Linked DNA regions of Homo sapiens: region 1 is linked to region 2. A link is a loop called in an ENCODE intact Hi-C map of the cell type or tissue named here. Cell type or tissue: tibial artery. All regions are shown on one strand. Links, peaks and the distances in the headings refer to the core of each region. The heading gives the core; the rest is flanking DNA.

The links. Peaks named below come from ENCODE experiments on the same cell type or tissue, not always from the same donor. Only the 100,000 strongest peaks of a DNase experiment are listed, where the experiment ranks them.
Region 1: it touches region 2 in a loop (6-fold over the local background); 4 of 110 quality-filtered maps call a loop at or near these places.

Annotation. Positions count from the first base shown.
Region 1 is chr12:57,118,501-57,128,620 of GRCh38, forward strand. LRP1 (LDL receptor related protein 1) reads left to right here and starts at 9,983. Exons shown (of 89, transcript NM_002332.3): 1 at 9,983-10,120. RefSeq lists enhancers at 449-638, 8,990-9,643. In tibial artery, for the core only: CTCF peaks have their summits at 5,953 (motif pointing right) and 8,835 (motif pointing right); DNase peaks (open chromatin) are centred at 5,921, 8,867, 9,338 and 9,571; H3K4me3 peaks cover 1,756 bases; H3K27ac peaks cover 2,533 bases.
Region 2 is chr12:57,446,895-57,459,323 of GRCh38, forward strand. INHBC (inhibin subunit beta C) reads left to right here. Exons shown (of 2, transcript NM_005538.4): 2 at 2,383-5,168. The coding sequence ends at 3,128. It overlaps INHBE (inhibin subunit beta E), which reads left to right and starts at 8,413. Exons shown (of 2, transcript NM_031479.5): 1 at 8,413-8,940; 2 at 9,200-11,131. The coding sequence starts at 8,643. The coding sequence ends at 9,954. LOC124902947 (a long non-coding RNA gene) reads right to left here. Exons shown (of 2, transcript XR_007063335.1): 2 at 10,548-12,429. RefSeq lists an enhancer at 8,092-8,386. In tibial artery, for the core only: a CTCF peak has its summit at 6,197; a DNase peak (open chromatin) is centred at 6,105; H3K4me3 peaks cover 549 bases; H3K27ac peaks cover 2,954 bases; H3K27me3 peaks cover 320 bases.

The DNA of each region.
Region 1 (10,120 bases), core at 2,121-10,120, 330 kb before region 2:
TTAATTGGGTCTTCCATTACTTGCTGCTAAATGCATCCCTAACTAAGACCATGGTGAAGCTATATCGCCACAGGAAATGGAGACTCCAGGGTGGGCTGCCTGCCCATCCTCCCACTACCACCCGCCCTATACACTTGAGAGAATAAGCGATACCTCATTAAAGGAGGAATGTTCTCAAGGAAGGATCAGGTTCCAGACAAGCCAAGAGGGGCCAGGATAATGTGAGCCAGGGGTGGCCCCAGGCTTCAAGCAAGGAGATGGGTGGAGAGCAGTATAACAGTGTTAGGAGGAGGAAGGACTGGACTTAGTGGAGAAGGATGGATGCCAATCAAGGCCTGCCAAGGATGACAGGATGTGAGCAATGGTGGAGTCAGCTGATCTCAAGGCTTCAAATGGAGCCCTCAGGCTGTCAGAGGCTTACTGTGGCCAACCGACCTTTACTTCACAGAAGGACAAGTTAGCCATCCTGGTGAATGGGCAAAGTCAAGCAGCTCTGGATGGAGTCAGCTGTGGTCAGGATTGTGCCTCTGCAAGGAAATCTCAGTTCTCTAATTACTGTCTTGCCTCTCTCCCTTCCCCTGTGCAGCCAAGCATCTTGGGAAAATTATTCATATTCAGTCTTCTCTTCCTTACTTCCTCATTACACTGCCAGCTGGCTGCTGCCCCCACCAGTCATGAAACTGTCCTGGCCCATGTCACATACACCCTCCTAGGGGCCTTGAATGATGGCACATTCCTGTCTTTCTCTTGCTGGGCCTTTCAGCAGTACTCAACACTGTTAGCCATTCTTGAGTAAGTTCTCCCCCAACTACTTTTCATGATTCCTTTCTTGGTCTTCGGCCTACCTCTCTGCGTCCTCCCTCTCAGTCTCCTGTCTTCACGGGACACTCTTTCTGTGTGATCTCATCCACATCTGAGGCTCCACAGCCTGGGCAAGGCTATGTAGTATGGTGATTAAAACCTTGGCCGCTGGCAGACCACCTGTGTTCAAATCTCTGCCCTACCAGGTGGTTGCTTTGTAATACCCAAACTTCTATCAAGATGTGGATCATTACCCTCACCCCAACCCACAGGGGAAGCCACTGTTCTGATTTTTTTTTTTAAGTAGAGTAATATAGGATGTAGTTTTATGTCTGGCTTATTTTACGCAACATGTTTTGAGGTTCATCCATGTTGCTGCATGTATCCATAGTTCTTTCATTTTTCTTGCTGAGTAGTGTCCCATGGTGGATCTATACCACAGTTTGTTTATCCTTTTTCAAATGAAGGATACCTGAGCTATAGCCAGCTTTTGGCTACTGTGAAGAAAACTGCTATGAATATTCTGTGTTCAAGTCTGTGTGTGAACATATGCTTTCATTTCTCTTGGATAAATAACTAGGAATAGAATTGCTGAGTCACAGGGTAGGTGTATGTGTAGTTTTATAAGAAACTGCTACATATTGTTCCAAATTGATAGTACATTTTACATTCCCACTAATGATGTATGAGAGTTCCAGTTGCTCTGTATTCCCACTAACATTTGGTATTGTCAGTTTTTTAAAGTTTAATCATTTTGGTGAGTATTGAGAGGTATCACACTATGGATATAATTTCCTTTTTTTTTTTTTTTTTTTTGAGACGGAGTCTTGCTCTGTCACCCAGGCTGGAGTGCAGTGGCACGATCTCGGCTCACCGCAAGCTCCACCTCCTGGGTTCATGCCATTCTTCTGCCTCAGCCTCCCGAGTAGCTGGGACCACAGGCGCCCGCCACCACGCCCAGCTAATTTTTTGTATTTTTAGTAGAGACAGGGTTTCACCATGTTAGCCAGGATGGTCTAGATCTCTTGACCTTGTGATCCTCCTGCCTCGTCCTCCCAAAGTGCTGGGATTACAGGCGTGAGCCACCGTGCCTGGCATAATTTGCATTTTCTTAATAACTAAAGATGTTGAGTTCTTTTCTTTTTCTTTTTTCTTTTTATTTTTGAGACAGGGTCTCACTCTGTTGCCCAGGCTGGAGCACAGTGGCACAATCACTGCTCACTGCAGCCTCAACCTTCTAGGCTCAAGCAATCCTCCTGCCTCAGCCTTTTGAGTAGCTAGGACTGCAGGAATGCACCTCCATATCTAGATCATTTTTAAATTTTATTTATTTATTTATTTTGAGATGGAGTCTTGCTCTTGTTGCCCAGGCTGGAGTGCAATGGCACAATCTCAGCTCACTGCAACCTCTGCCTCCTGGGTTCAAGTGATTCTCCTGCCTCAACCTCCCAAGTAGCTGGGATTACAGGTGCCCACCACCATGCTCAGCTAATTTTTGTATTTTTAGTAGAGACAGGGTATGGCCACATTGGCCAGGCTGGTCTTGAACTCCTGACCTCGTGATCCGCCCGCCTCGGCCTTCCAAGGTGCTGGGATTACAGGCGTGAGTCACCACGCCCGGACTTTTTGTAGAGATGAGGTCTCGATATATTGCCTAGGCTGGTCTGAAACTGCTGACCTCAAGCGATCCTCCCACCTTGGCCTCCCAAAGTGCTGGGATTACAGGCGTGCACCACTGCACCTAGCCTCGAGTACCTTTCATATGCTTATTGTCCATTCATTGGGTTGTCATTTTATTACTATGTTATAGGAATTTTTAATATATCTCGCATTCCTCTGTCCCTTCTCAGATCAATGTTTTGTCTATCTATTTGGCTTACTTCCACATTTTCATAATAATGTCTTTTTTTTTTGAGTCAGGGTCTCACTGTCACTCAGGCTGGAGTGCAGTGGCACAATCAACTCACTGCAGCCTCTAACTCCTGGGCTCAAGCAATCCTCTCTTCTCAGCCTCTGGAGTAGCTGGGACTACAGGTGCACACCATCACACTCGGCTAATTTTTTAAATTTTTTGTAGTGACAGAGTCTAGCTTTGTTGGCCAGGCTGGTCTCAAACTCCTGGCCTCAAGCAGTTCTTCTATGTCAGCCTCCCAAAGTGCTGGGATTACTCCATAATGATGTCTTCTGACGAGCAAAAGTTTTCTATTTTGATGTTTCACTTATCAAGAAATTTATGTTATTGCTTTCTATAGCTTAAGAAGGGGTTGCTTTCCTCCAAATTATGAAGATATTCTGTGTTTTTGTCTAAAAGCTTTATGATTTTAGCATTTGTGGTTTAGGTCTATAATCAATCTTTTTTTTTAGACGGAGTCTCGCTCTGTCACCCAGGCTGGAGTGCAGTGGCGCGATCTCGGCTCACTCCACCCTCCACCTCCTGGGTTCAAGCAATTCTCCTGCCTCAGCCTCTTGAGTAGCTGGGATTACAGGTGCCCACCACCACACCCAGCTAATTTTTGTATTTTTATTTTTTTAATTAATTAATTTTTTTGACACAGAGTCTCGCTGTCACTCAGGCTGGAGTGCAGTGGTGTGATCTCAGCTCACTGCAACCTCCGCCTCTCAGGTTCAAGCGATTATCCTGCCTCAGCCTCCTGAGTAGCTAGGATTACAGGCATGCACCACCATGCCCAGCTAATTTTTGTATTTTTAGTAGAGACAGTGTTTTGCCATGTTGGCCAGGCTGGTCTTGAACTGAGCTCAGATGATCCACCCGCCTTGTCCTCCCAAAGTGCTGAGATTACAGGTGTGAGCCACCATGCCTGGCCTGTTAATTGTGTATTTTTAGTAGAAACAGAGTTTCACCATGTTGGGCAGGCTGGTCTTGAACTCCTGACCTCTGGTGATTCAACTGCTTCAGCCTCCCAAAGTGCTGGGATTACAGGTGTGAGCCACTGGGCCCAGCCTATAATCAATCTTGAATTAATTTTTGCATATGGTGTGAGGTAGGGGTCAAGGTTCATTTATTTCTCCCATATAGATATGAAGTTGTTCCATAACTATTTATTGAACAGACATTCCTTTCTCCACTGGCTGGCTTTGACATCTTTGCCAAAATCAAATGACCTTTACAGTGGGATCAGCCAGTTGGTGCAATACGAAGTCCCGCCTCTCATCCCCTCACAGAAACACAGATTTAACAATTTACTGATCAAAATACCTTTATGAGAAGTACAGAATCCGGTTGAGAAGTGTGGTACCCCAGACAAGTAGAGAGCTGAGAAAAGCTGCACTGAGATGGATCCTACATTCCTGGGTCTGGGAGTGGGCCTTTCCCAGAGATACCATCCTCCAGCAGTAAGAGACCTCCAATAGTCGGGTCTCAGACAGGTTCCAGCTAAGAGTAAAATCCCAGATCAATGGTGAAAAGGAGTTTAAGAATGGATGCTGAAGCCAGGCATGGTGGCATGTGTCTGTAGTCCCAGCTACTTGGGAAGTTGACAGGGGAAAATAGTTTAAGCCCAGGAGGTTGAGGCTGCAGTGAGCTATGATCATACCACTGCACTCCAGACTGGGCAACAGAGCAAAACTCTGTCTCAAAAAGAAAAACGAAGCCTGTGCCTAGTCAACATTGAAGCAAGAATGCAGAAGTTGCACAGGGTGAGATAGGGATGAGCAGGGTGGAGGGGTGGTAAACACAAAGGAATTGCAATAAGAAATCAAACAACTATCTGATTTTTTAAAATTATGTTGAGATATTTGGGGAAAATGATAGATGCATAGAAAACTAATCAAACGAAAAATAATTCCAAGATAAAAGTATATAAAAGTAACATTATAAAATAATAAACGCATATAGAATTTTTATTAAAAAATCAAATGATTGTGAGTCTATTTCTGGTTCTCTATTCTGCTCCATGGATCTGTTTGTCAATTCTCATGCTAGCACCACATAGTCTTGATTACTGTCACTTACAAGTCTTGAAATCAAGTAGCATAAATCCTCCAGCATTGATTCATTTATTTTTCTTTTTGAGACAGGGTTGCACTCTGTTACCCAGGCTGGAGTGCAGTGGCATGATCATGCAGTGATCAGGTTCACTGCAGCCTCAACCTCCTGAGCTCAAGCAATCCTCCCACCTTAGTCTCCTGAGTAGCTGGGCCTACAGATGCATGCCACCACAGCACTGGGATTTTTAAAAACTCTCCAGGTGATTCTAATGTGAGCCAAATTTTCTAGACTCAGATTTCTCTGTCACTATCTTCAGGCCTATACAGTTAACTGGTTAGTATACTAGATCCTACTTCTTTATTGTTTCTGAATCCTCTTCCTCTCCAGCTCCATCACTCATGCATTAAGGACTTCACCAATTTCTCAACTGGCTCTACACTACTTCTAGAAAAAAAATTCTAAGTCCTTACTGTGGCTAAAATCACGCTTTGTGATTAGGCTTTCTGATACTTCATCCAACACTCTCCCCTCAAAGTACCTTAAACTTCAGCTATGATACCATATTTGATGTTCTTCACATGTTTTAAACTTCTCATGCCTCCAATGCCTTTCCTGCCATCCAGCCTAAAACACCCTTTCCTTTTGTTATTGGTTGTCATTTTCTTCCTCTCATTCAACATTTAGCCTGGCATCATCTGCTGCTCTCTGTCTTGACCACCTTGTCTGGAAGAGGTATCCTTCCCATGTTCCCATGCCCTTCTGCACATGCCTTCATCACAGGTGTTAAGGAACTGACTGTATTGTCATTGTCTGTCTCTTGTTGAGCACCCAGCTAACCTGAAAGCTTCTTGAAGGCTGAGACTGTGTGTTTCCGTCTCTTATCCCTAGTGCCTAGCAATGTACTTGCTTATACGAGGTACCTAATATTTTTATTAAGTGAATGAAATCTGGGCTTGGATCTGCACCATTATTTGGGACAGATTCTTTAATCTCTCAGAACATTCTATTTTCTTATACACACTGGAAATAACACCCATGACAAAAGGTAGACTTAAGTGAGCTGATACTGTAAATAAAGTCCACTGCGTGGGCCTGGGACATGGTATGCGCTCAATAAATACTGGTCCTTTTCCCTCTCTCCGCCTGCCATCAGACCTTTCCGGGATACCCTTCCTACGCACACTTCCTTAACTGACCACTAGGTGGTGCTAGCCTCTGGCTTGACATTCAGTTCCAGAGCTACCCAATTAACGCCCCAGCCCAGGCCCTGCTATACTCAGAAAAGGCGGGTATTTTGTAATTTGCTGAGCGACCCGAAAAAAGAGATGCCCTTTACCCACACTAGCTTCTTTGCCCTCATCACCATTCCAGGTATCAATCATGAATTTCAGAGAATTCCTCCATGATTCCCTACTATTATGGTTATAATCTCAACCCAAGGATTTGAAGATGCCTCTTAAGAACAGATGTGGGGAGGAAGAGAAGGCACTGAGGCAGAGAGGATTAAACAATGAATGCTATAAGAGAAATAGAGGGAAGAAGATGCTTGAAGTCACATCCTGTTCCAGGAAAGGCAACTCTAGTCCTAACATTCCTTTCACCAATCAAGAGCCTCTCACGCTGGGTGGAAACGAAGAAGAAAAAGACATGGTCCCTGCCCTCAAGGAGTATATAGTCTAGTGGTGGATACAGAGCCCACAAAATAAAGTGCTAAACTCTGGATACTGAAGCTTTCCTGAATACAAGTTTGGAACAGGAGAGATAGGCAGAGCGAGAATAACAGGAGGGCTTTTCTGAGGAGGGTAGAGGAGCAGGGGAACTGTATCATTAATGGCTCAGATAGAAATATGCATTCTCAGCAGGGTGAGGTGGCTCACACCTGTAATCACAGCACTTTGGGAGGCCAAGGTGCATGGATCACCTGAGGTCAGGAGTTTAAGACCAGCCTGGCCAACATGGAGAAATCCCATCTCTACTAAAAACACAAAAATGAGCCAGGCATGGTGGTGGGTGCCTGTAATCTCAACTATTCGGGAGGCTGAGGCAGGAGAATCGCTTGAACCTGGGAGGTGGAGGTTGCAGTGAGCTGAGATCACACCACTGCACTCCAGCCTGGGCAACAAGAGTGCAACTCCATCTCAAAAAAAAAAAAGAAAGAAAGAAAGAAAGAAAGACATAAATATGCATTCTCTCACCTTACAGACATACCCTCAGCAGTTCACCTGCTGGAAATAACCCAAGTGCCCAACAATCCCAACAAACTGTGGAACATCCAAGCAAGGAGATTCCAAGTAGCCAAGATCAAAGGGTGAGCTAAATGCGTTCATACGGTATGGAAAGGGATCAAGCTAAGTTAATTGAAAAAAAGGCAAGTTACAGAACACTATATATCATATGAGTTTCTTTATAGTTTTAAAGGATATTCACTTATATTTGTATGTTACTGTTTTATTTATTTATTTATTTGAGACAGGGTCTCCCTCTGTTGCTCAGGCTGGAGTGCAGTGGCACGATCTCGGCTCACCACAACCTCCACCTCCTGGGTTCAAGCGATTCTCGTGCCTCAGCCTCCCCAGTAGCTGGGATTACAGGTATGCGTCACGATACGTGGCTCATTTTTGTATTTTTAGTAGATATGGGGTTCCGCCATGTTGGCCAGTGTGGTCTCGAACTCCTGAAAAGTGATCCTCCCACCTTCGTCTCCCAAAGTGTTGGGATTACAGGCATGAGCCACCACGCCTGGCCTGTATGTTACTGTTTTAAAAACTCTCCTGGCCGGGCACGGTGGCTCACGCCTGTAATCCCAGCACTTTGGGAGGCTGAGGAGGCCAGATCACGTGGTCAGAAGTTCGAGACCAGCCTAGCCAACATCGTGAAACCCCATCTCTACCAAAAATACAAAAAAAATTAGCTGGGTATAGTGGCGTGTGCCTGTAATCCCAGCTACTTGGGAGGTCAAGGCAGAAGAATCGCCGAACCCGGGAGGCAGAGGTTGTAGTGAGCCGAGATTAGGCCACTGCACTCCAACCTGGGCAACGGGGCAAGACTCCGTCTTGGGCGGGGGGGAAACCTCTGCTGGTAGGGGAGACCTGAAGAACTGTTAGTAGAAGTTACTCTGAGGGTGCAGCTGAAAAATGGGGGTGTGGAGAGCATCAAGTTTCCTTTTACTTTTTACCTTCCTGTACTTTTTTTAACCACTAGGTATTATCTTTTCTTTCTTTCTTTTTTTTTTAACAATATAAAGTTAATAAAAATACACATTCACATTCAGGAGACAGCAGGGGATGGGAGGTTGCAAGTGAGAAGTGCATGCTGACTGAGGCCAGGTTTTGGAAAGCCATGACTGAAGAGGAGTTCACATTTGACTGGTCTATAGACACCCACTAGAGGTTCCCCAGCAAGGAAGAGACACCGGGAAAGCAGTTTTTGGAAGATTCACCTGACAGATGGGTAGGGGGAGGGAGGAAAGCCCCTTCAAGCCCTCAGGCTACATGTGGTTGCTCCAGATACCGTTTTCCTCTCAAAGCTGTCAAGCTGTCTAAAGTCTGTTTCGACCTGATTTCACTTGGATCCCAATACTGGGAGGGGCCCTGGGAGGAACCTCGTAGGCATTTGGTGAGTCCGCATAGTGCGTCTCACATTGTGTTGGGCCATGGGAGCTGGATAAAAGGAGAAATAAGACCCCGTTCCTGCCTGGAGCAACTCTCTGGCAGTGGAAATGGAGGAAATCTGAGATATACTTCAGAGGAAAAAAATGACAAGCCTGGAGCACAGGCTGGCAAGATTGGATATAGGAAGGAAAGGCCCCCTTGAGTTGGCATAAAGTCTGAGGTTTCTAGCCCAGGAGACTAAAGGCAGGTGGCCACCGCGCTGAGCAAAGCCGGCTGGAAGAAGCTAAAGGTTGAGCTCACTGTCATTAGGAGGCAAGTCCTTCGTGCTGCTCCTGTTTCTGCCAAGGACAGACTGGAGTGGGGACTTTTCCGTAACTAGAACGTAAAAGGGGGAACAGTCCCTCCTCTCCAGCGTCAATTTTTGGCAGCCGACGTCGTCTGCCCCGCTCCTTGAACTCTGACATGCAGACACCTAGAAAGTCAGACACTAAGGTAACAGCCATAAAACGCCGCCCAGAAGGGGGCAGTGACCAAAAGCACGTTCACTGGCCCCTGGGAACCGCCTGGCGCCTGCCTTCTGCAAAGTATCATTCCCGTGTGGGCTGAGCCTGGGGACAAAGGTCCGGCGCTCAGCAGACACCTCCTTGGAACCCGAGGCCTGGAAACGAAGGTCCAGAGTCCCTCATCTTATTCCAAATCCTGGCGCTCGGAATCTAAAACCCTAACTTGATGGCAAGCCAGTCAGAAGGTATTAAAAAAAAAAAAAAAAAAAAAAACAGAAAAATAAATGAGCCCCGACTTCTTGGGCGAAAGGGGGTGGCCTTTCCTCAACCCCACCCGCTGGTGACTCACCTCCCTCCAAACCAGGGCCTGCCCCTCCCGCGCCTAGGGCTGGGCGAGCAGGGCGGGCGGGTACTAAGGTGGGCTCCATCCCCGAGCCCCACGCGGGCGGACAAGCTCCGGCGTGTCCCCTCGGGTGTCCCTGTTTACTCCGAGCCCGGGAGCGAGGTGGGGGCGGGTCCTCGCGGTCCCTCCCCAACCCCGCCCCCTCCTTCGCAGGCCCCAATCCCAGTCCGGTCTTCCAAAGTCTCCAAATCAAAGCTCAGCCTTTCCCTGCACCTTCCCCGCGGACTGGCGGTCCCTGTCCCCACCCCGGGCAGAGGAGGCACCTTCAGGGTTCCCCTAGAAAATCGAGCCTCGGCCCAGACCACTGAGTCCCGGACGCCCCCGGAGGGAGCCTGAAATCCTAGAGTATGACACTGAGTTTCAAAGGGGAGCCGCTCAGCTCTCCGCCCACTGCCCAATCCCACCCTCGACCCCTTCTGCTCTCTGGAGCACCAGGGAGGAGGGCCCAGCCAGGGGAGAGGGCGCCCCAGGCCCCAAACTAGCCAGCGAGTCCCCGGGACCCTCACTCTTGGACCGCTTTCCAGAACTCCGAACCCTGTCGCGGGTCCGCGTCGCCCTCCCCCGGGCAGCGCGTCAAATCGGCGCATGCGCACTCACTGGATTGCCGCGTAGCTCTTTCTCCCCCCACCCACCAACCTTTTTTCTTTCCCCGCCCCTTCCCTCCCTCCCTCCTCAACCCGTCCCCTCCCTCTCCCCCATCAGCCCCCCCCTCGGCACTTCAGTCCGGGGAACAGCGGTGCGAGCTCCAGGCCCATGCACTGAGGAGGCGGAAACAAGGGGAGCCCCCAGAGCTCCATCAAGCCCCCTCCAAAGGCTCCCCTACCCGGTCCACGCCCCCCACCCCCCCTCCCCG
Region 2 (12,429 bases), core at 2,925-10,924:
AAATATGGAAGAAGGAGGGAGTGGTTAACTGTGTCAAACACTGCTTAAAGGTCAAGTAAGATGAATACAAATGGTTAGATTTGCTTTGTGGAAGGTGTTGGTGATCTTGACGTGTGCAATTTCAGTAGAGTGGAGGGAATAGAAACCCAACTAAGATGTTCAGTAAGGAAGGTGAGGGATGATAAGAGGAAATTGGGCAGTAGTAATAGGGATACAAAGAAATGCACAGACATTAGAACCATTCTGGTGAGACAAGGTATAGGGGGAATGAAGAAAGTAATCATAGTTTGTTTTTTTTTTCTTTTTTTGAGGCGGAGCCTCGCTCTGTCTCTCAGGATGGAGTGCAATGGTGTGGTCTTGGCTCATTGCAACCTCTGCCTCCCAAGTTCAAGCGATTCTCCTGCCTCAGCCTCCCAAGTAGCTGGGATTACAGGCGCCCACTGCCACGCCTGGCTGATTTTTGTATTTTTAGTAGAGATGGGGTTTCACCATGTTGGCCAGGCTTGTCTCAAACTCCTGACCTAAGGTGATCCACCTGCCTCAGCCTCCCAAAGTGCTGGGATTACAGACGTGAGCCACCACGCCTAGCTGATCATAGAGTTTTTACAGGTGATGAGGGTAGTGGCACCACCAAGAATGAAGAGGGGGTATATAGGAAGGAAAGTAATTATTTTTCAGGTTGAAAAAATTGATTAAAAAAAATATATAGGCCAGGCGCGGTGGCTTACGCCTGTAATCCCAGCGCTTTGGGAGGCTAAGCAGGGCGAATCACTTGAGGTGAGGAGTTCAAGACCAGCCTGACCAACATGGAGAAACCCTGTCTCTACTAAAAATACAAAATTAGCTGGGTGCAGCTACTTGGGAGGCTGAGGCAGGAGAATTGCTTGAACCCGAGAGGCAGCGGTTGCAGTGAGCTGAGATTGCGCCATTGCACTCCAGCCTGGGCAACAGGAACAAAACTCCGTCTCAAAAAAAAAAAAAAAAAAAAAAAAAAAAAAATATATATATATATATATATATATATATATAAAATATATGTGTGTGTGCTTGTGTTTGTATATATGTATGCATACATATATACATATATATACACACATGCATACACACATATGTATTTATAAGATGGGGTCTTGCCATGTTGCCTGGGCTGGTCTTGGGCATGTTGCCTCAGTCTCCCAAGTAGCTGGGATTACAGGCATGCACTACTCCACCCAGCTCTGGGACAAATTGATTTTAATGTGCTGCCAGGACATTCATGTGACAAAAGTAAGTAGTTAGAAATCTAGGCCTGAAGCTTGGTGATTTCCAAATCTATATGTCCGGTCCAAATATGCAAAATGCTCTGGTCTGGGCATACAGATTTGGGAATCACCAACATAAAAATTGTGTTGCTTGGCTGGGCGTGGTGGCTCACGCCTGTAATCCCAGCACTTTGGGAGACTGAGGTGAGTGGATCACAAGGTCAGGAGTTCAAGACCAGCCTGGCCAACATGGTGAAACCCCATCTCTACTAAAAATACAAAAATTAACTGGGAGTGGTGGCAGGCACCTGTAATCCCAGCTATTCAGGAGGCTGAGGCAGAAGAATCACTTGAACCCAGGAGGCAGAGGTTGCAGTGAGCCAACCTCACGCCACTGCACTCCAGCCTAGGTGACAGAATGAGACTCCGTCTAAAAAAAAAAAAAAAAAAAAAAATTATGTTGCTTGACCATGAGTCTAATTAAGAGCTCCCTTAATGTAGACTAGAAGGAAATGAAAGTCCAAGACAGACCTTGGAAAACTCTGATATTAAAGGGATGGTCAGAGAAAGAAAAGCCAGCAAAGAAAACCAGGAAGAATTATAACAGAGTTGTGTCATGGAAGCCAAGAGAGAAAAGATTTTCAGGAAGGAAAGAATTGTCAGCAGTGCTGTCTTAGTCCGTTTTGTGCTGGTGTAACAGAATACCACAGACTAGGTCATTTATAATGAGCAGAAATATATTAACTCATGGTTCTGGTGGCTGGGAAGTCCAAGATCAAGGGGCTGGCATCTGGCGAGGGCCTTCTTGCTTCTTGCTGTGTTATTCCATGGCAGAAGGGCAAAGAGAGGGTGGGGCTGATAATTAAACTTATCCTTTTATAAGGTACCCATTCCCAAGATAAGGGCATTAATCCATTCATGAAGGTGGTATTCCCATGACCCAAACACCTCCCATTAGGCCCCACTTCCCAACACCACTGCATTGGAGGTCCAATTTCCAGCACATGAACTTTGGAGGACATGTTTAAACTGTAGCAAATGCCAAGTGCTATAGACAACTCAAGAATGCTGAGTACAGAGAAATAGTTGGTAGAACTGACAGTCAGAAGGCCGCAATGACTGGGGCTTCTTATGTCCACAGGCCTCTCCACCATCAACCAGACTCGTCTTGATTTTCACTTCTCCTCTGATAGAACTGCTGGTGACAGGGAGGTCCAGCAGGCCAGTCTCATGTTCTTTGTGCAGCTCCCTTCCAATACCACTTGGACCTTGAAAGTGAGAGTCCTTGTGCTGGGTCCACATAATACCAACCTCACCTTGGCTACTCAGTACCTGCTGGAGGTGGATGCCAGTGGCTGGCATCAACTCCCCCTAGGGCCTGAAGCTCAAGCTGCCTGCAGCCAGGGGCACCTGACCCTGGAGCTGGTACTTGAAGGCCAGGTAGCCCAGAGCTCAGTCATCCTGGGTGGAGCTGCCCATAGGCCTTTTGTGGCAGCCCGGGTGAGAGTTGGGGGCAAACACCAGATTCACCGACGAGGCATCGACTGCCAAGGAGGGTCCAGGATGTGCTGTCGACAAGAGTTTTTTGTGGACTTCCGTGAGATTGGCTGGCACGACTGGATCATCCAGCCTGAGGGCTACGCCATGAACTTCTGCATAGGGCAGTGCCCACTACACATAGCAGGCATGCCTGGTATTGCTGCCTCCTTTCACACTGCAGTGCTCAATCTTCTCAAGGCCAACACAGCTGCAGGCACCACTGGAGGGGGCTCATGCTGTGTACCCACGGCCCGGCGCCCCCTGTCTCTGCTCTATTATGACAGGGACAGCAACATTGTCAAGACTGACATACCTGACATGGTAGTAGAGGCCTGTGGGTGCAGTTAGTCTATGTGTGGTATGGGCAGCCCAAGGTTGCATGGGAAAACACGCCCCTACAGAAGTGCACTTCCTTGAGAGGAGGGAATGACCTCATTCTCTGTCCAGAATGTGGACTCCCTCTTCCTGAGCATCTTATGGAAATTACCCCACCTTTGACTTGAAGAAACCTTCATCTAAAGCAAGTCACTGTGCCATCTTCCTGACCACTACCCTCTTTCCTAGGGCATAGTCCATCCCGCTAGTCCATCCCGCTAGCCCCACTCCAGGGACTCAGACCCATCTCCAACCATGAGCAATGCCATCTGGTTCCCAGGCAAAGACACCCTTAGCTCACCTTTAATAGACCCCATAACCCACTATGCCTTCCTGTCCTTTCTACTCAATGGTCCCCACTCCAAGATGAGTTGACACAACCCCTTCCCCCAATTTTTGTGGATCTCCAGAGAGGCCCTTCTTTGGATTCACCAAAGTTTAGATCACTGCTGCCCAAAATAGAGGCTTACCTACCCCCCTCTTTGTTGTGAGCCCCTGTCCTTCTTAGTTGTCCAGGTGAACTACTAAAGCTCTCTTTGCATACCTTCATCCATTTTTTGTCCTTCTCTGCCTTTCTCTATGCCCTTAAGGGCTGACTTGCCTGAGCTCTATCACCTGAGCTCCCCTGCCCTCTGGCTTCCTGCTGAGGTCAGGGCATTTCTTATCCCTGTTCCCTCTCTGTCTAGGTGTCATGGTTCTGTGTAACTGTGGCTATTCTGTGTCCCTACACTACCTGGCTACCCCCTTCCATGGCCCCAGCTCTGCCTACATTCTGATATAACTGCTTCAACACTAGGGGGTCCTAAAGGCTTTCTATCTTGCTAGTCCCTGGGGCCTCAACATCTCATACTGGTTCCCTTAACTCTGCCTATACCTCTGTAAATAATTCCTTCACTAAGTTCTCTTGATGAAGCAAAAACAGACAGCTGAAAAGTCCTCTATCTCCTACAAGGGCCCTAACTGGCACCCCAGATGACACAGAGCCTGCCTGCTTATGCTGTAGTCTGCCTACTCTGCTGTCTCTTCACATGGTCTCCTCAGAACTGAACTATTGTATCCATCTCACACTTTATGCCTCTTCTTTCTTAGGCACCCCGTCCCTCCATCCTTCCAGAACCATCTTTGAGGTCTCATGGCTAATAAAAACCTAGGCTTTACCTGTTCCCTCTGTAATCCCTCCAAAAGATGAGACAGATCTATGCTTGGTCATCCAGTAAACTGACCAGCTGTGGGCACGCAAGTGTGGGAGGCAGAGGCATGCTCAGAGCTGGCTGCCAGGACCTCTGACTTGCCTTCCTTTCACCCACCCCCAGTGCTCCACCCAGGAGTCCTGCCTGGAAGCTGGAATGGGCAAGGGCTGCTGGAGTGGGACAGGGAGAAGAGGAAGGCCTGGATGAGGAGAGGGTGGCATTTGCTCTGAGACTGGGTCCTTTTTAGACCTTTGCCCGTCCTCCCCCACATCTCCTCCCTTTGGCTGGACAGTCCTGAACCATGAGGTCGATAATGTCTGCAGCCCAAGGCCGAGTTTGCGCAAAACCCATGTGTTCTTTGGTAAACGTGATGTCTGTGTTTGCTCAGTTTATGACCCCCTCCTATGAGGGTAAGAGGTCCCTGAAATAGGAACCCTAGAGGAGAAAGTCTGAAAAGGACTGCCTGGGGGACTGTAAATCTGAGCTTGAGGGCTTCCTGAGCAACCCATGGAAGTTATCCCACCTTTGACTTGAGGAGACCTTCATCTAAGGAGAATCTAAGGAGGCCTTCTGGTGTCTCCCCCACACATCCCCGACCCCCAGATCTAACCTCCTTCCCAATTACAGCTTAGTCTCCAGGGCTAGGACTGGGGTAAAGCAAAGTGAGTCATTCACCTGGGGGGGCTAAATTTTAAGGGGGTGGTGAACAATTTATTAATCAAGATAGGACTTTAATGCAATATTATTTTAAAGTCAAAATTAATGCAAAAAATCCATGATGAACAAAATAGCCTACTTTTAAATAAAAACAGGATCAGCATTATTCCCTTTCTTTTTTGGCTCTGTCTTTTGTAATAAGGGGAGAGAGTGGGTCTGTCTTCTTCTAAACATTTTCTTCTAGAGCTTCCTAGCTCCTACCTCTGGACCCCTTCAGGCTTTTCTCATTTGAGCAAGATAACCACTCCCACTTCTTCTACTTCCTTACCCACCCCCAAGCCTGTCGCTATCCCCCAGCCCCCAACCAGGTTGGTGGTAGGGCAGGCAGTGAGGCAGATGGCTGGGGTATTTATAACCCAGGAGCACTTCTTGGGAAAAGTGACTAAGATGCTAAGAGCGTATTTATAGCTGAGCTCTGACGTAAGTGTCAGTGGGGAGGTAGGGCCAGGCCAGGCACAGCAGCAAGCGGGTGGGAAGAGCTGGAAACTGGGGGCATCTGACAGTGAGGGTGGGGAGAGGTGGGGTCAGTGACTCCTGCAGCCACTTCTTGTCACTTCCCCTGACTGCCTACTGATACCAACAGGTAAGCCGTCTGAGGCACCACCATGGATAGATACCTCCACTTTGCTGACCAATGTTCCAGACCCGAGGGGGTAGAGGGCTGTCATTTCCCAGCCCAACCAACAGAATGGTTGCTGGGAGCTGGGGAGAACACTGGACAGAGCTCTTGAATGTGTTTCAGAGCTTGGGGAGAAATGCAGGGTGGACAGGAGGGTCTAATCGTCTCAGTGCGCCCCCACCCCACTCCACCCCCACCAAAGAGTGCCCTGAGGTTCTAGGAAGAGCCTGGTACATCACCAAGCTCCATTGCCACGTGTTTGTGTGATGAGGTCCAAAACCAAAGGTAGCAGTGATGTGGATCCTGAAGACAGTCTCTCTTCTCTGGCAGTGTGATGGGGAAAGAACAAAGGAACCAGCTTGTCCCTGTCTCTTGTGGGGGAGGCAGCGTCCCCAGAGTGAGAGGTCGAGGGGCACTCCTCATCACTCCATTCCCCAGAGCTGCCCCTTCCCTGTCCCTGGGAAGCTCCAGCCAGCTACAAGCCAGCTGCTGTCCAGAGGCACGGCACTGCCACATGGTGGACACTGGTGGTACTGAGGTCCAGCCTTCCAATTAGGAACCCTGTCGCCTAGATCTAATAGTCTCTCTTGACAGCCCCCATCATCTAAACAGAGGGGAGATGAGCAAAGTGGAGTAAAGACACATTTCCAAATCACACCCACTTCCCCCACAGCTTTCTCCCCATCAAGCTTCTTGGAGAAATTGGGGCATAAGGAGAAAAGCTAGCATGAGGCCCACCTTCATGAATTCAATGTGGAGGGGTCTGGGTCCCCCCCCATTTAAAGCCAGTGAGGACTGGGTGTGGTGGCTCATGTCTATAATCCTAGCGCCTTGGGACGCTGAGGTGAGAGGATCGCTTGAGCCCAGGAGCTTGAGACCACCCTGGGCAACACAGCAAGACCCTGTCTCTACAAAAGAATAAAAAATAAATTAGCCTGTGTGGTGTGGTGTGGTGTGGTTGGTGTGGTGGCACGCACCTGTAGACTTAGCTACTCTGGAAGCTGAGGTGGAAGAATCACTTAACCCAGGAGGTCAAGGCTGCAGTGAGCTGTGATCAGGCCACCACACTCCAGCCTGGATGACAGAGTAAGACCCTGTCTCAAAAACATAAAAAATAAAATAAAAAATAGGTCAGGTGCGGTGGCTCATGCCTGTAATCCCAGCACTTTGGGAGGCCGAGGCGGGCAGATCATGAGGTCGGGAGATGGAGACCATCCTGGCTAACACAGTGAAACCCCGTCTCTACTAAAAATGCAAAAAACTAGCCGGGCGTGGTGGCTGGCACCTGTAGTCCCAGCGACTCGGGAGGCTGAGGCAGAAGAATGGTGTGAACCCGGGAGGTGGAGCTTGCAGTGAGCCGAGATTGTGCCACTGCACTCCAGCCTGGGCGACAGAGCGAGACTCAGCCTCAAAAAATAAAATAAAATAAAATAAAATAAAGACAGTGAGAAAATGTGGTCAGGAGGGCTGAGACTGGGAACCAAGACTGCTGTATTTGCCTTGCTTTGTTGTCAAAAGCTCTTAGAGCTCCCATTTTCTACCCCCATTAACAGGCCTGAAGGGTGGTGCGGTGGCTCACGCCTGTAACCTCAGCACTTTAGGAGGCTGAGGCAAGTGGATTGCTTGAGCCCAGGAGTTCAAGACCAGCCTGGGCAACATAGCGAGACCCTGTCTCTGTGGGAAATTTAAAAATTAGCCAGGTGTGGTGGTGCGCACCTGTAGTCCCAACTACTAAGGAGGCTGAGGCAGAAGGATTGTCTGAGCCCAGGAATTCAAGGCTGCAGTGAGCTATGATTGTGCCACTACACTCCAGCCTGAACAACAGATTGAGACCTTACCTCAGTAAAATAAAATAAAATTTAAATTTTAAAAATGTAAGAAAAAAAGGAGGCCTGGCACTACTTCTAGGATGCCCCAAATTTAGGCAACTCTCACAGTCCCTTGAAAGAGAAGTGGCAGCTGGGTATAGGCCCTCCCAAGTGTCATGCCCCCTGACAGTCCTGATGGACTCTGCCCTGTGTAAGATTGCATCACCACCACCACCACCTCTCTGGGCTTCCCCAGACATCACAGGAACACGTTCCCCGCCCCAACCCCCGCCGGCTCTGGCCCTCCTCCACATCATGCTCCACATCATGCTCCAGGCCAACTGGACTCTGGGCGGCCAGCACAGGCAGGGTCAGGGGGTGACTTCTGTGCCTCGTGGCACTGCCACCTGGGCCTGAGCAAGAGGGCTCCATTCTCCTACCCGCCCAAACCCTCATCCCTGTCCTAGCCCCAGTGCTAGAAATAAAGAGACCAGAATTTTCCTTCTGGCCTAAGGGCCCCAGAGGAATACCCACTGGAACTCACAGCTGCCTCATGGAAACTGCTGCAGCAGTGGTGAAGCTAGAAAGACTAGAGGTATGAGGGAAAATTGCCCTTCCCCACCTGGCTCATAAGGCGTTCCCTCCCCCAAGTCCCAGACCTTGGGGACTGAGCATGTGAAATCATCCTCTTTCTTGCATCATGCGTGTCCACATTGCACCCCCCCACCCCCATACCCCTACTTCAGGCCCAGTCACCATGGCCAGATGGTGAAACCTGAGCTGATGGGGAGGAGGACCTCCACCCCCTGCAGGGGCCTGATGGGCAGCACAGCTGGCCAATCCTGGGACTCAGAGGGTAGGTCGGCTGGCTGACCACTAGGTTTGGAAGACCCAGGCAGCTGGCTCTAAAGAGGCCCCAGGTCAGTAGCCAGACATGAGCTGTGAGGGTCAAGCACAGCTATCCATCAGATGATCTACTTTCAGCCTTCCTGAGTCCCAGACAATAGAAGACAGGTGGCTGTACCCTTGGCCAAGGGTAGGTGTGGCAGTGGTGTCTGCTGTCACTGTGCCCTCATTGGCCCCCAGCAATCAGACTCAACAGACGGAGCAACTGCCATCCGAGGCTCCTGAACCAGGGCCATTCACCAGGAGCATGCGGCTCCCTGATGTCCAGCTCTGGCTGGTGCTGCTGTGGGCACTGGTGCGAGCACAGGGGACAGGGTCTGTGTGTCCCTCCTGTGGGGGCTCCAAACTGGCACCCCAAGCAGAACGAGCTCTGGTGCTGGAGCTAGCCAAGCAGCAAATCCTGGATGGGTTGCACCTGACCAGTCGTCCCAGAATAACTCATCCTCCACCCCAGGCAGCGCTGACCAGAGCCCTCCGGAGACTACAGCCAGGGAGTGTGGCTCCAGGGAATGGGGAGGAGGTCATCAGCTTTGCTACTGTCACAGGTGGGTGAGGGAGAGAGCAACAGGCAAAGAGCAGACAGGGAAAGGGAGGCAGAAGGGGAGCCTGGCAGGAGCAGCAGAGGGAGTGGGGTGTGGCAGGAGAAGGAGGAGCTGGGGCAGGGACTGGTTGCAGAGGACACAAAGCAGTCTCTACTTTTCTAGAGGTAGGTTCGAGGGAGAGCAGTGGGCAGGGCTTGGGGAGTCTCAGAGGAGAGCTTCATCTCTACTCACATTTTCTTTCCCTTTTCTGTCTTTCGGGCAGACTCCACTTCAGCCTACAGCTCCCTGCTCACTTTTCACCTGTCCACTCCTCGGTCCCACCACCTGTACCATGCCCGCCTGTGGCTGCACGTGCTCCCCACCCTTCCTGGCACTCTTTGCTTGAGGATCTTCCGATGGGGACCAAGGAGGAGGCGCCAAGGGTCCCGCACTCTCCTGGCTGAGCACCACATCACCAACCTGGGCTGGCATACCTTAACTCTGCCCTCTAGTGGCTTGAGGGGTGAGAAGTCTGGTGTCCTGAAACTGCAACTAGACTGCAGACCCCTAGAAGGCAACAGCACAGTTACTGGACAACCGAGGCGGCTCTTGGACACAGCAGGACACCAGCAGCCCTTCCTAGAGCTTAAGATCCGAGCCAATGAGCCTGGAGCAGGCCGGGCCAGGAGGAGGACCCCCACCTGTGAGCCTGCGACCCCCTTATGTTGCAGGCGAGACCATTACGTAGACTTCCAGGAACTGGGATGGCGGGACTGGATACTGCAGCCCGAGGGGTACCAGCTGAATTACTGCAGTGGGCAGTGCCCTCCCCACCTGGCTGGCAGCCCAGGCATTGCTGCCTCTTTCCATTCTGCCGTCTTCAGCCTCCTCAAAGCCAACAATCCTTGGCCTGCCAGTACCTCCTGTTGTGTCCCTACTGCCCGAAGGCCCCTCTCTCTCCTCTACCTGGATCATAATGGCAATGTGGTCAAGACGGATGTGCCAGATATGGTGGTGGAGGCCTGTGGCTGCAGCTAGCAAGAGGACCTGGGGCTTTGGAGTGAAGAGACCAAGATGAAGTTTCCCAGGCACAGGGCATCTGTGACTGGAGGCATCAGATTCCTGATCCACACCCCAACCCAACAACCACCTGGCAATATGACTCACTTGACCCCTATGGGACCCAAATGGGCACTTTCTTGTCTGAGACTCTGGCTTATTCCAGGTTGGCTGATGTGTTGGGAGATGGGTAAAGCGTTTCTTCTAAAGGGGTCTACCCAGAAAGCATGATTTCCTGCCCTAAGTCCTGTGAGAAGATGTCAGGGACTAGGGAGGGAGGGAGGGAAGGCAGAGAAAAATTACTTAGCCTCTCCCAAGATGAGAAAGTCCTCAAGTGAGGGGAGGAGGAAGCAGATAGATGGTCCAGCAGGCTTGAAGCAGGGTAAGCAGGCTGGCCCAGGGTAAGGGCTGTTGAGGTACCTTAAGGGAAGGTCAAGAGGGAGATGGGCAAGGCGCTGAGGGAGGATGCTTAGGGGACCCCCAGAAACAGGAGTCAGGAAAATGAGGCACTAAGCCTAAGAAGTTCCCTGGTTTTTCCCAGGGGACAGGACCCACTGGGAGACAAGCATTTATACTTTCTTTCTTCTTTTTTATTTTTTTGAGATCGAGTCTCGCTCTGTCACCAGGCTGGAGTGCAGTGACACGATCTTGGCTCACTGCAACCTCCGTCTCCTGGGTTCAAGTGATTCTTCTGCCTCAGCCTCCCGAGCAGCTGGGATTACAGGCGCCCACTAATTTTTGTATTCTTAGTAGAAACGAGGTTTCAACATGTTGGCCAGGATGGTCTCAATCTCTTGACCTCTTGATCCACCCGACTTGGCCTCCCGAAGTGATGAGATTATAGGCGTGAGCCACCGCGCCTGGCTTATACTTTCTTAATAAAAAGGAGAAAGAAAATCAACAAATGTGAGTCATAAAGAAGGGTTAGGGTGATGGTCCAGAGCAACAGTTCTTCAAGTGTACTCTGTAGGCTTCTGGGAGGTCCCTTTTCAGGGGTGTCCACAAAGTCAAAGCTATTTTCATAATAATACTAACATGTTATTTGCCTTTTGAATTCTCATTATCTTAAAATTGTATTGTGGAGTTTTCCAGAGGCCGTGTGACATGTGATTACATCATCTTTCTGACATCATTGTTAATGGAATGTGTGCTTGTATGGTCTTGTGTTACAGTCTTTTTCAGTTTTAATTTCTAATGTGGTGAATTGATAGATGTAAATCATATGAACAAAAGCTCAATGATTTTTTTTTTTTTGAGACGGAGTCTCGCTCTGTCGCCCAGGCTGGAGTGCAGTGGCACAATCTCGGCTCACTGCAACCTCCACCTCCCAGGTTCAAGCGATTCTCCTGCCTCAGCCTCCTGAGTAGCTGGGACTACAGGCCTGCGCCACCATGCCCAGCTATTTTTTGTATTTTTAGTAGAGATGGGGTTTCACCATGTTGGCCAGGCTGGTCTCGGACTCCTGACTTGAGGTGATCCGCCTGCCTTGGCCTCCCAAAGTGCTGGGATTACAGGTCTGAGCCACTGTGCCTAACCTAATGACTTTTAAGAGTATAGAGGAAACCAAAAAGTTTGAGACTCACTGGTCTATAGAACTGGGTGGGGAGAAGAAAGTAAGGTGTTCTAAGAGAGCTCTTCTTGCTGGGCACCGGTGGTCCCAGCTACTTAGGAGGCTAAGGCCGGAAGACCGCTTAAACCCAGGAGTTCGAGGCTATGATCACACTTGTGAATAGCCTCTGCACTCCAGCCTGGGCAAATAGTGAGGCCCCGTCCCAAATAAAAATAAATAAATACATAAATACATAAATAGCTCCTCTGGAAGAAGGGGCTCGAGGCTGGGACAGGAGCATGTGTGGGGTGCCTTTTTTTCAGTGCCCATTAGTCTGGTCTGACTGAGCTGGGTCTCTGACCCTCTGGGGATAACTAGCCTGGGTCAAAGTCCCAGATCTCCCCCTACCTTCACCTTTTCTTTTCCCCCTTGACCCTCAGACTGAACAGTTAACCCACTGACCTTCCACACCCAAGGGGGTGGTTCTTGGAAGCAGAGCTAGGATGTGGGAGGTCTGCCTGTGGGGTTGAAAAAAAGGGGAGAGGGTGCCCTTTTTCCTTGTCATGCTTCCTCCTCTTTCTCATAAAAATCAGAGACTGAAATGCTGCCCCTCCCTTATATCCGGTCACGATGGCAATGCAAATCTAAAGAGGCAGGGCACTTCCCTGTCAGGCAGTACCGCTGGGCATAGCAACCTCTGCCTCTCCGTTTCTCAGAGCTCACATATCCACCTCCTGGGCTTTTAAGTGGGCTTTAGTGAGGGGCTCCTCCTTCAACTGGGCTCCTCCTTCAGTTCCCCAGCTCTTCTGCTTCGACTCCGAGCGGGTGTCATGTGTGAGAACGGCCAGCAGAGGGAGCAGAAAGCCTGGAAGAGCAGCTAGAGCCTGCAGTGACGTGGTGCGGAG